2 separate regions of the Homo sapiens genome follow, and region 1 is linked to region 2. The links are chromatin loops, found by intact Hi-C in ENCODE. Cell type or tissue: heart left ventricle. All regions are shown on one strand. Each heading gives the region's core, and the rest is flanking DNA. Links, peaks and the distances in the headings are about the cores only.

Region 1 (5,613 bases), core at 281-5,280, 140 kb after region 2:
TGTAGACTTTGGTGATGCTTCACTTCTTGAGGTTGACATAGGCATACGCCGTCCCTGCAGGGAGCCTTAAAGGAAGACCTCAATGTCACTGTTAGAGTCTGACCAGGGTCGGGGCCTACGTCCTGGAGGTGACCTGGGAGGCAGGGATGTAAAGCTCACACCTTCTTGTGGAGCGGCGGGCCCTCCTAAGGTTTGCTTCCTTGGCACCTGGAGGAGCTGGTATCCAAGCTCCAGGACTAGGCCTGGGAGGCTGTCCTGTTTTTTTTATTATACACGTTTTCAACCAAAGGCAGACCAGAGAGCCATACTAATGCAGCGGTAAAGCACAGAATTTTTATCCAAGCTCTGGTTACTTCCAACCGTGACCGCTCTCACGCTTGCTAGCTCCAATTTCCCATTCCTCTTCACAAAGGATGTGCCCTGGCAATCATGCTATTCTGCCCTGCAAATCTTGACATGGGCTTCTCCACTCCTTTTGATCAAGTTCAACCTTTTCACTCTCACAATTCCCTTATTTCTCATCATTCGCATATTTCCTTTCATTTCTCCTACAACTTTTTCAACATCTCTAGTCCAAGAGTTAACTTGATATATTTCTACACGCCTCGGCTCACCGCCAGCACGATGCCTTTGTTGTCTTGAATCGCCGCCTGCCAATCACCAGGAGACACAGACCTCTAGGAGCGAGGGAACTTGGACAGAAAGGCACTTGGCAAGGCGCACACGACTCAGCGTAAACAAGTGACCTCTTGTTCTCCAAAGCTCTTGAAACACAAGAAGGAAAAATAACAAGCTCTTCTACTATCTGTGTCCTATCATACCTACAATACTCTCTTGGTCCACATGCAAGCACTTTGCATTATAGTACACCACAAGGAGAAAAAGGTAAGACAGGATTCTTAACAGAGGTCGTAAAATAAGGTCCCCGCCGCTAAGAGAAAGAAGACTTTCTTCCAATAGCATAGAGCAGGACTCCACCTCCACCTCCCTTTTCTTTAGTCTTTTGCCCTTCCATCCTCCTTCCAAGACTAGCGTTATCCAATAGAAATATAATGCAGGTCACATACTATGTAATTTTACATTTCCAAGTAGCCACATTAAAAAAATTAAAAGAAGCAAGTTAAATTGGTTTTAGTAATGTTTTATTCAACGCAGTGGACCCCAAATATTATGATTTCAATCACCCATGCAGTAATTAGAAATGTTTTCTTTTTCTTTTTTTTTTTTTTTTGAGACGGAGTCTCGCTTGTTGCCCAGGCTGGAGTGCAGTGGCACGATCTCGGCTCACTGTAACCTCCGCCTCCCGGGTTCAAGCGATTCTTCTGCCTCAGCCTCCTGAGTACCTGGGATTACAGGCGCCCGCCACCACGTCCGGCTAATTTTTGCATTTTTAAGTAGAGATGGGGTTTCACCATGTTGGTCAGGCTGGTCTCGATCTCCTGACCTCGTGACCCGACCGCCTGGGCCTCCCAAAGTGCTGGGATTACAGGAGTGAGCCACCGCGCCCGGCCCCCCTCACGCTTTTTTTTTTTTTTTTTGACGGAGTCTCGCTCTGGTGCCCAGACTGGAGTGCAGTGGTGTGATCTCGGCTCACTGCAACCTCCACCTCCCAGGTTCAAGCAATTCTTCTGTCTCAGCCTCCCGAGTAGCTGGGACTACAGGCGCACGCCACTACGCCCGCTAATTTTTGTATTTTTAGTAGAGACGGGGTTTCACCATATTGGTCAGGCTGGGCTCGAACTCCTGACCTCTGGTGATCCACCCACCTCGGCCTCCCAAAGTACTGGGGTTACAGGCCTGAGCCACCGCGCAGGTCGAAATGTTTTACTTTCTTTTTGTCTTTGGTAGCTGGAGTGCATTTTACACTTACAGAACATCAAACTCGGAAAAGCTGCATTTTAAGTGCCTCATAGGCACCGCACTGGACCGTGCGGCCCTAGAATGCCACACCCCCTAATTCCTGCAGCCAGAAATGAAGATGGCAGGGGCGGTAACACTGCTAGTTTGGGACTAAGAAAGGCAACCTCGGGAGGAGGCGAGCCCCTGCTATGATGAAACTTCTAGGACAGCCTCCCTTCGCCCCCCCCAACCTGTGCAGGGCCTAGCGTGGCTGCAAGCGAGGCAGAGCGCAAGGCACCGCCAGAGCCACGGGAAAGGGCGAGGCGGGGAAGTCTGGGGATGGCGGGGCGGGGCGGGGCGGCTCGGCTCGGCGGGGATCCCCACGCATGCGCACCGCGACAGCTCACGATGCCCGCCTACTGGCGCCCTAGCAACCGGGTTGCGAACCATGTTCTATCCCGACTAAGTGGCCGTCCTGGGAGTTATAGTGCCACTAGCCGGCCTCGGCTGTTCCCTGTCCGAGGCTCTTGTCATTTCCGCTTATTTCCTCCACGGGTGCCGATTTCATGTGTGTGTTCCCGAGTGCCTGAGCCGGCTCCCGAAATGAGTACTCGTGGTTTCCGCGTGGGAACCAACCTCGAGCGCCAGTGGCCCGCCCTCTCCGGGCTGAGGTGGCTGCTGAGGCTGGGGCTGCTCCTGAGGCTTCAGGGCCGCCCGCTGCACGGCTTTCTACCTTCCCAGGTTAGCCGCGGTCAACTTCTGCCAGGCGGAGCGAGAAATCGCATTTTGTCAGGTGAGGATTGGAGGGAGTGAGAGAGATGTGAGGGGAAGGCTTCGGGTAGGGGTATAGGGCCGATAGGGGACGACCAGGGCCGAGAGCTCATGGACTTGGACCCGGAATGCCATTGCCTTCCCTGTGGGTATGTCTCAGGGGCTTTCAATCTCGGAGTCTCCCACTTCGCGGATCTTTCCCGCCCTCTCAGTATCTCCTCCTTCCTCACAGTTCCTCCCCTTCCTCTTCTTTTTCTGCTCCCTCCCTTCCCTCTCATCTCGTCTTCTTCCTTCTCCCTCTCGGCTCCAACGCCTACTGTTTCGGCCCCACCTTCTTATCTTGGCTCCTCCCCTTCCCCCCCTTATCGACTCCTTACCCAGTCTCTTTTTGTTCTGCCAGTGCTCTCTCGGCTCCTCCCCCTCCTCCTTTCTCCTGGATGCTACGCCCTCTCCCATCTCCTTCTCTTTCCCCTCCCTCTCGGCTCCTCTCCCTACCCCTCCCTCTCTTCTCCTTTACCTTCCTCCTCACTGCTGCTTTTTCTAGTCTCTTCCCCTCTGCTCTTCTGTTTTCCTTTTTACTGCTCCTCCTCCTTCCTCTAAGTCCTTCCCACTTCCCTCCCTATTGGCTGCTCCTCCACCTCCCTTTTGGCTTCTCTCCTGCCTCAACTAACTCCTCCCCTCCTCCCCAACGCCTTCGGTTCCCTCTCAGCATCTGTAACCCTTCCCTTCCCTCCACCCTTTCCCTCGTGTTCTTACACAATCTTCCATTCTGGACACATACACTCATTGTGGTCTTTCTTAAATACATCCCCACCATGCTGTGTTACCCCTCACTCATATGGTCTCACACTCTTACCCCCCTAATTCTTGTTAATCCACTTGGGTCTCCTGGGTCCTTTCTCTGCAAACATAGTGTTATTTACTTCTAGAGATTTGTGAGAATAAAATGAGATAGTACATGAAAAGCACTTACGACGGCACCTTGCACATAGTAAGCTTTCAATAAATGGTAACTGTCATCATTATTACTTTTCTTTAGCCAGGGATTCCTGGCACAATTCCTCTTCAGCGTGTCCCTCAACCACCAGTAATTTCTTGGCTCCCTTCCTTAGTAGCCTCGTTGTTTTCATTGTAAGCTGACTCAAAAGGAATTTTTCTTGCAAGTAATCAATTCAAAAAGTATTAATAAATAAGACTTATGTTCTGATCTCTAGTTGCCTAATCTAGGGTGTAGGGGGGTATTCTGGTAGAAGGCATCACAAATGCACACAAAGTTGAGAATGGTGCTGGTGCCATCTGACTATAGACTTAGCCAACTTTAAGGTTCTAGGAGTTTTTAAAGGCTAGTTCTAGGTGCAGCATGTTTACTTTTCAAACCTGGAGCTTGCCTTTCCCTGTGAGAAATATTGATAGCAGTGTTTTGAGCAAACCTCTTGCCAAACACATGTAAGAAATAGCATCCTTTTTATATTTTTTATTTGCCTTTTCTCTGACTGTTTATATCTACTCCTTGCTCTTTATTCTTTATTTCAGCAGGCTCCCTAACAAAGAAACATGATTAGTAACATCTGGAACCTTTCCTTTCCTTTCCCTTTCCCCTTCGGCTTCCCCTCTTCTTTCCTTCCTTCCTCCCTCCCTCCCTCTCTCTCTCTTTTTCTTTCTCTTTCTTTCTCTTCCTTCCTTTCTCTTTCTTTCTTTTCTTTCTTTCTTTTCTTGCTTTCTCTTTCTTTCTCTTTCCTTCCCTTTCCTTCCTTTCTTTTTCCCTCCCTCCCTTCCTCCCTTCCTTTCTTTCCTTCCTTCTTTCTTTTTTTTGAGATGAAGTCTCACTCTGTCTCCCAGGCTGGAGTGCAGTGGCACGATTTCGGCTCACTGCAACCTCCACCTCCTGGGTTCAAGTGATTTTCCTGCCTCAGGCTCCCGAGTAGCTGGGATTATAGGCACCCGTCACCACGCCCAGCTAATTTTTTTTTGTTGTTGTTGTATTTTTAGTAGAGATGGGGTTTCACCATGCTGGCTAGGCTGGTCGAACTCCTGACCTTAGGTAATCCACCCACCTCGGCCTCCCAAAGTGCTAGGATTGCAGGTGTGAACCACTGCACCTGGCAACATAAACTTTCTATACTGAATGAGACCTGTTTCCGGTATTTGGGGTTCACACATTTAAGTCTGTGATACATTTTGGGTTTTTTGTTGTTGGAAGATGTGAAAGGTTGAGATTAACTTTTTTTTTTGCCTATAGATATCTAATTTCTTTAGCATGGTTTCTTGAAAAGACTATCTATCCTTCCTCCGTGAAATTGCTTTTGCACCTTTTCAAATTTTTTTTGGCAGAGGCTTGCTCTGTCCCCCAGGCTGGAGTGCAGTGGCACCATCTTGGCTCACTGCAGCCTCCACCTCCTGAGCTCAAGCGATTCTTCTGCCTCAGCCTTCTTCTTCTTCTTCTTTTTTTTTTTGAGATGGAGTCTTGCTCTGTTGCCCACGCTGGAGTGCAGTGGTGTGATCTCGAGTTCAAGCAATTCTTCTGCCTCAGTCTCCCAAGTAGCTGGGATTACAGGCATCCGCCACCATGCCCGGCTAATTTTTTTTTGTATTTTTAGTAGAGATGGGGTTCCATCTCTACTACATGGTTCCATCTTTCTACATGGTTCCAACATGTTGGCCAGGCTGGTTTCGAACTCCTGACCTCATGTGATCCGCCCACCTTGGCCTCCCAAAATGCTAGGATTACAGGTGTGAGCCACCTCACCTGGCCCTGCCTCAGCCTTCTGTGTAGCTGGGACCACGCCCAGCTAATTTTTGTAGTTTTAGTAGAGACGGGGCCAGTCTGGTCTCAAATTCCTGACCTGAAGTAATCCACCTGCCTCGGCCTCCCAAAGTGCTGGGATTACAGGTGTGAGTCACCGAGCCTGGCAACTTTTTCACCTTTGTAAAAAATCACTTGGGCATAGTTGTATGGCTGTATTTCTGAGTTTTCTGTTGTACTGTTACATTGGTTTGTGTGTC
Region 2 (5,613 bases), core at 286-5,285:
AATCTCTGGGTTATAAGACCCCAAAATTTGTATTTTTAAAAAGTATCCCAAGTGACTCCAATGTACAGCCATGTCTGAAAACAAAGGAGCTAGGTGTTCCTGTATTTATCAATAGCTTTGGGGGCAACAGCAGCCTAGCACAAGGCAAAGGGAATGAGTTCTGGAGTCAGGTACATCAGTGATTACATTCCGGTTCTTCTTTGCACTGGCAGTGTGAGGCATCAGTCTGGATCATCTCCAAACCTTGGTTTCCACCAGGGTATAATGAGTACAATGCCACCTACCTCCCAGGAGTGTTGCAAGGGCTAAATATGATAATAGATTTAAAGCACCTAGCATAGTGCCTGGAACATAGGAGGTGCCTGAGAAATGGTAGATACTCAACTCCTTTTCCTCCTTTGCATCTACGGTCCTAAGCACAGTGATAAACAGATTGCTATAAAAGAACAAAACTCATACTCTTCAATTTCCTCTCCTGAATGAGTTTCTTTGTAAAGATTGAAGTAATGTTATACTTGGACTAATGATGTCAAATGAATATCAGAAATTTCTGGGCCCTGGCTACTCACTCTATTCAGCACCTGCTCTCCCTGAATGTGAGTAGAGAAGAGGCAGACTGTAGGTAAATAGAAACCACAGACCATCCTTTGAAAAACTCTCCTCCTGTCCTTACCCCTAAGAACAGCGCCAGCCCTGCACAAGCAAAGACAAGGCTGAGATGTGAGTAGGCAAAAAGAATAGAAAAAATTAGTAGCTTGGAAGACATACCATCCATAAAATGTGCCACATAAAACACTTTTGTATAAAATGTCACATTTTAGTAAAAATAAACGAACAAAGAAAAAACCTAGGCTGAAAGCAGGAGGTCCAGGTTAGAGTTTTGATCCTACCAGTGATAAGCTGTATGACTTCGATTAACTAAACTTTTCTGTTTCTTTGTCAAGTGAAAGTAATGCCATCTCTCCTACATCCTTTACAAGGGCACGGGGAGTTTCAGATAACTAGAAGGCATTCAAAAAATTAAGCACCAAAGAAATGCAATATGAGAATAGTAGCTGGAAATTTACTTTGTTCAAAACTCCAATCATCTGCACAGCACCCAGACTAAGACAGAACACTCCCTTGTTTTAACTGCTCTAAGCACACCCAAAGAGTACACCAGCCTGAAGCTGGCTTATTATGTAAGAAGGGACTGCAGCATTGCCTGGCATGTAGCATAATACTTTGCTGAAGAGAAATCCTTGGAAATGCCTCAGCTGAAGCACAAGGGCAGGCCCAGGCCTTACATTTTGGAGAGAGGTGCTCTCAGTCACAGAATTCCAGACTGTGGCTGGAGCAAATGATGTCATCAGAGATCCTCTTACCATGGTCAATGTCAAAATTAAGATAGGAAGTCCAAGGACACTATGAGTTTTCCAGGCAAATATAAGTTTAAAAAAAAACAGTTTGAACCTTTGAATCTTGCCTTTAAAATTATTAATACTTTACAGAGCATAAACTGAAATTTATCCTATTTTGTGAGGTTTTTTTTGGGGGGGGGTTATGCAAAGTTTTTATTGACCAAAATATACATAATTGCAGAGGAAAATATATTCATTTACTGTATTTTTACTCCCACTACACATTAAGAAAAGGGAAAAATATCATGTGAGTTACCCCTCTATCCAAAAACAATAACAAATCAAAAATGAAAATATAAGACCTTTGAAGAGGCAGAGATAAACTTGAGGGCTCTCCGCTGCAGAGCTAAGAAACGAAATAGCTCAAATACCTGTTGGGTTCCTAAATGACTGGAAAATGAAAACTTGTAATTAACTACAGGCACTTTGGAACACCTTGTAGAATACAGGTCTTTTCCATCTACAAACCATTCCTGCGACAGATCTCTGTACTTAATGCAGAAAACATCTCCAAATGTATGGATGCTCGGGGTTGGGAGGGCATCACAGTAGTATTAAAAATGGTACTGTTGACTCCTGCTCTGGTTCTGGGGGAAGGAAAGAATCCAGTCGGATGCAAACCTTGCGGCCAGAGCTGGACAACTCGCCCCTAAGTTTGGCGCGTCCTCGCTCTGCGTCCTTGGCCCTCATCTCCCCCTTCCCGGCACCCTGGATCTCAGCGAACTGTGAGGCCCTGGCAGAGAACGGACCCCGCAGCTGGGGCTGCGAGCCACGGCAGTGGGGAAGAAGGGCGGTTCCTCTCCAAAGGGGGTCCTTCGGCACCCACCCCCGGGCCCTCGCGCGCTCCCCTTCCCCTGACCCTTTTGCCCCCAGGCAGGTCACCTGGCTCGGCCGCTGCCCGCCTGTCCTCCAGCTGCTCCCTCACTCCAGCCGCGCCGCCGCCGCCTCCTGGAAGCCGTTCGCCCTCCCGAGTCACGGGGCCGGCGAGCGGGCGGGCAAGCCTGTGCCAAGGCTGCGGGAACAGATCAACCCAGCCGGAGCTGGGACCCTGCCCTGAGCGCGGCCGCCACCAGGGCGAAACTGGAGAGCTGGGCTAGGCTCGCCCCAGCGGGGAGGGGCGGCTGCAACTTTGCGCCTGGACGCGGGCGAGGAGGGGGCGCCCGTCTCCAAACTCTGTGCCGCGCCCGCAACCTCTCCAGCCCAGGGATTGTTTTTTAATCTAAAGGGAAGTCAGAGTCTTGTCCTCAAGTTCTTGTTGCCATAGCCGTGCCGCTCGGCGGGCGGAGGATCGCGGGGCCGAACTGGGGGTGCCGGAGGCGCGCCCCGCTGGGTGCGCTGGCTGCGAGCCGGGCGAGGGTGCGCGGGGTGGCGAGTGGAGGGGAGCGACTGCCGGGGGAGCCAGCCCGCGAAGCTTCTCCAGACCACGCTCAGCTACCCGCGCCGGTCCCCTCCTGCCCGCAGCCGGAGCCGAGCAGCGGAGGGAAAGCGGCCTGGAGGCACTGGGCCAGCAGCGGGTAAGCAGTGACCCGGACCTGGATCGCAGAAGTAGGAACTGGAAGTGACAGCGGCGCAGGCAGAGCAGCAGCAGCAGCAGCAGCAGCAGCAGCAGCCCTGGTAGCTGTGGCAGCAGCAAAAGCCGCGGTGTACCCGCGGCGGCCACACTGCGCATGCTGCTGCCGCCCGCTTCAGCCCCTACCCGAGGGCTGCCGGTGCCTGGCATGTTGCGGGTCACTGCCAGAGCTTCGGGCGGGATTCCCGGACTCATGGACTAGCCCTTTCTGGTGGCCTGCTTCCTCCCTCACCCCCAGATGCAACTCAGAACCCCCAAACTCTATGGTGAGCCGCTGAGACACCCGAGAAGCGTTGGCTCTCCAGAGGCCCTTCACATACCACCCTTCCTCCAACTATCCTAGATGCCCTTCCCGGCCTCTCTGATAACAGGCCCCAAATCAAATAGTCTCTTTGAGAGAGAACGAAAATGTTCATGATAGATGGGAAATATTTAAAATCTTATTCAATGTCTAATTTTTACAGAAATACGATGCAATCTGTAAAACATTAGGATAGCCAGACTCATGGGTGACATTTAATGTAACTCTTGGAAATTCCATTAAGCATGTCAGATTTGCACAACAGAAGAAAAGAACTTGCCAAAATCCTCTTTGGTCTTCCTACTAGTTCCAACTGAGCAGCTAAATATGCAAAGCTTTGCCTAGCGGAAACTGATGGAAATGGGCAAGTTAAAAACAGACATTACAACCATTAGACATTACCCAACCCCTACTCTAGTCTCCTCATTTTACAGATGACTCAACTGAGGCCTGGGAAAGGAGATCCTGACTTCACACAAGTGGCAGGGTCAGGGCTTGAAGCAAGATCTGCTGATACCCGTTACAACTACTGGTAATTGTAGTGGTTAGGCCGGGCCTTGTGCCTAACTCCTCCCAGGAGGCACCGCGCTGCTAGATATTTAGTCTTGACTCATGATCATTAGTAGAGCTGCCTTACTTTCAGAACTGCTTCCCTGCAGAGCAGCCCCTGGGAAATGGCAAATCGTCCATCCCACAAGCCTCACTTTGGGGAGGGCACCCCTGCTGTTCCGGTGACAAGGCAGATGGAGTGACTCAGGGAGACAGGAGGGAATGAGGGGGTGGGGGCAGAGAAAAAAACATACTGCTACCAGCTGGTACTGGAAAGAAAGAAAGAGAGAGGGGGAGAAAGAGAGGGAGAGAGAGTAAGAGAGGGGGAAAGAGAGGAGGAAGAGAGGGAAGGAGGAAGAAAGAAAGTGAAATAAGTACTAATTGAATCTCATATACATTCAGTGAAATCCTTCCAGAATAAAATATCTTTAAAAAAAAATAAACTTGGGGCTGGGTGCGGTGGCTCCTGCCTATAATCCCAGCACTTTGGGAGGCAGATGCAGGTGGATCACTTGAGGTCAGGAATTCGAGACCAGCCTGGCCAACAGGGCGAAACCCTGTCTCTACTAAAAATACAAAAATTTGCGGGGCATGATGGCGGGCACCTGTAATCCCAGCTACTTGGGAGGCTGAGGCACAAGAATCACTTTAACCCGGGAGGTGGAGGCTGCAGTGAGCCTAGATCACGCCACTGCACTCCAGCTGGGTGACAGAGCGAGACTCCATCTCAAAAATAAATAAAAATAAATAAATAAATAATAAACTTGGCTCAGGAGCAGAATAGGAGATGGTAGGGTGTCCCTGGCAATGGGTTGGTAGTAATGGTGGAAGAGGACAAAGGCAGATTACCTTCTGGGGATAAGGCAGAGGAAAGGGTTGGCTAACAGGAAAACCATAGGTTTAGAGCTTTCAGAGACCAGTCGGTCATGTAGTTGTAGCCAGGACAATGCAATCAAAGAGGTACTACCCAGGCCATTCTTGACTGATCGGAAGAATTGTAGGTGTCCCCAACTCTCAGCAACTTCAGGGGCAACACAAAAATAAAACTGCCATTGCTAGAACTTGTGTTGTTGAGAGACATCAGTGACCCTCTACCTAGACAGGAGGATTCTTCCATATATTCTGGAAACTTCACTTGGGACCTGAGTATTTTCCCTGCCTTCTCCATTCTGTAAGAAAGTAAGAAAGATATATTTGGTTCACAAAAAGGAAATACAAATAGACTATAAAGGGATAAGAGGATGTCCAAACTCATTAGTAATCATGAAATACAAATTACAGCAATAAATGAAATGCCATTTTCATCCATCAGTTTAGCAAACATTAAAGACAAATAATATCCAGTGTTGCCAGGGACAGGAAGAAGACACTGTTTACACTATTGCTGAGAGTGTAACTTGGTATAACATTTTTGAAGGGCAATTTGACATTATCTATCACAATTTTACACAGTAATCCCATTTCTGTGAAGAAAGATCCTTCAAGAATAATCACTGATGTGCACAAATTTCTATGTGCATATATAACATGATCTACTGGGTTTTATCCCAGGAATGCAAGATTGATTTAATATATGAAAATCAATTGATGTAATACAGCATACAAATATAATAACAAACAAAAACCAGTGATCATTTTAACAGACGTAGAAAAAGCATTTGACAAAATCCAACTCTTTTCATGATAAAAAACAAAACAAAACACTTATAACAAACTCAGAATATAAAGAAACCTCAATCTGATAAAGGCCATTTACCAAAAACCCACATCTAACATCGTACTCAATGGTGAAA

Evidence for each region. Peaks named below come from ENCODE experiments on the same cell type or tissue, not always from the same donor. Only the 100,000 strongest peaks of a DNase experiment are listed, where the experiment ranks them.
Region 1: it touches region 2 in a loop (2.9-fold over the local background); 8 of 110 quality-filtered maps call a loop at or near these places.

The regions. Positions count from the first base shown.
Region 1 is chrX:136,907,149-136,912,761 of GRCh38, forward strand. No RefSeq gene overlaps it. Among named protein-coding and RNA genes, the nearest start is that of RBMX, 29 kb to the left of the region's middle. RefSeq lists an enhancer at 1,867-1,916. In heart left ventricle, for the core only: no CTCF peak of the experiment used is centred there; DNase peaks (open chromatin) are centred at 2,173 and 2,943; H3K4me3 peaks cover 2,895 bases; H3K27ac peaks cover 1,180 bases.
Region 2 is chrX:136,764,862-136,770,474 of GRCh38, forward strand. All of the region lies in intron 2 of ARHGEF6 (Rac/Cdc42 guanine nucleotide exchange factor 6), which reads right to left. Among named protein-coding and RNA genes, the nearest start is that of ARHGEF6, 13 kb to the right of the region's middle. RefSeq lists silencers at 2,224-2,353, 2,414-2,463, 2,468-2,636, 2,494-2,543, 2,554-2,833 and an enhancer at 3,566-3,675. In heart left ventricle, for the core only: a CTCF peak has its summit at 2,482; DNase peaks (open chromatin) are centred at 2,370 and 2,910; H3K4me3 peaks cover 3,674 bases; H3K27ac peaks cover 4,197 bases.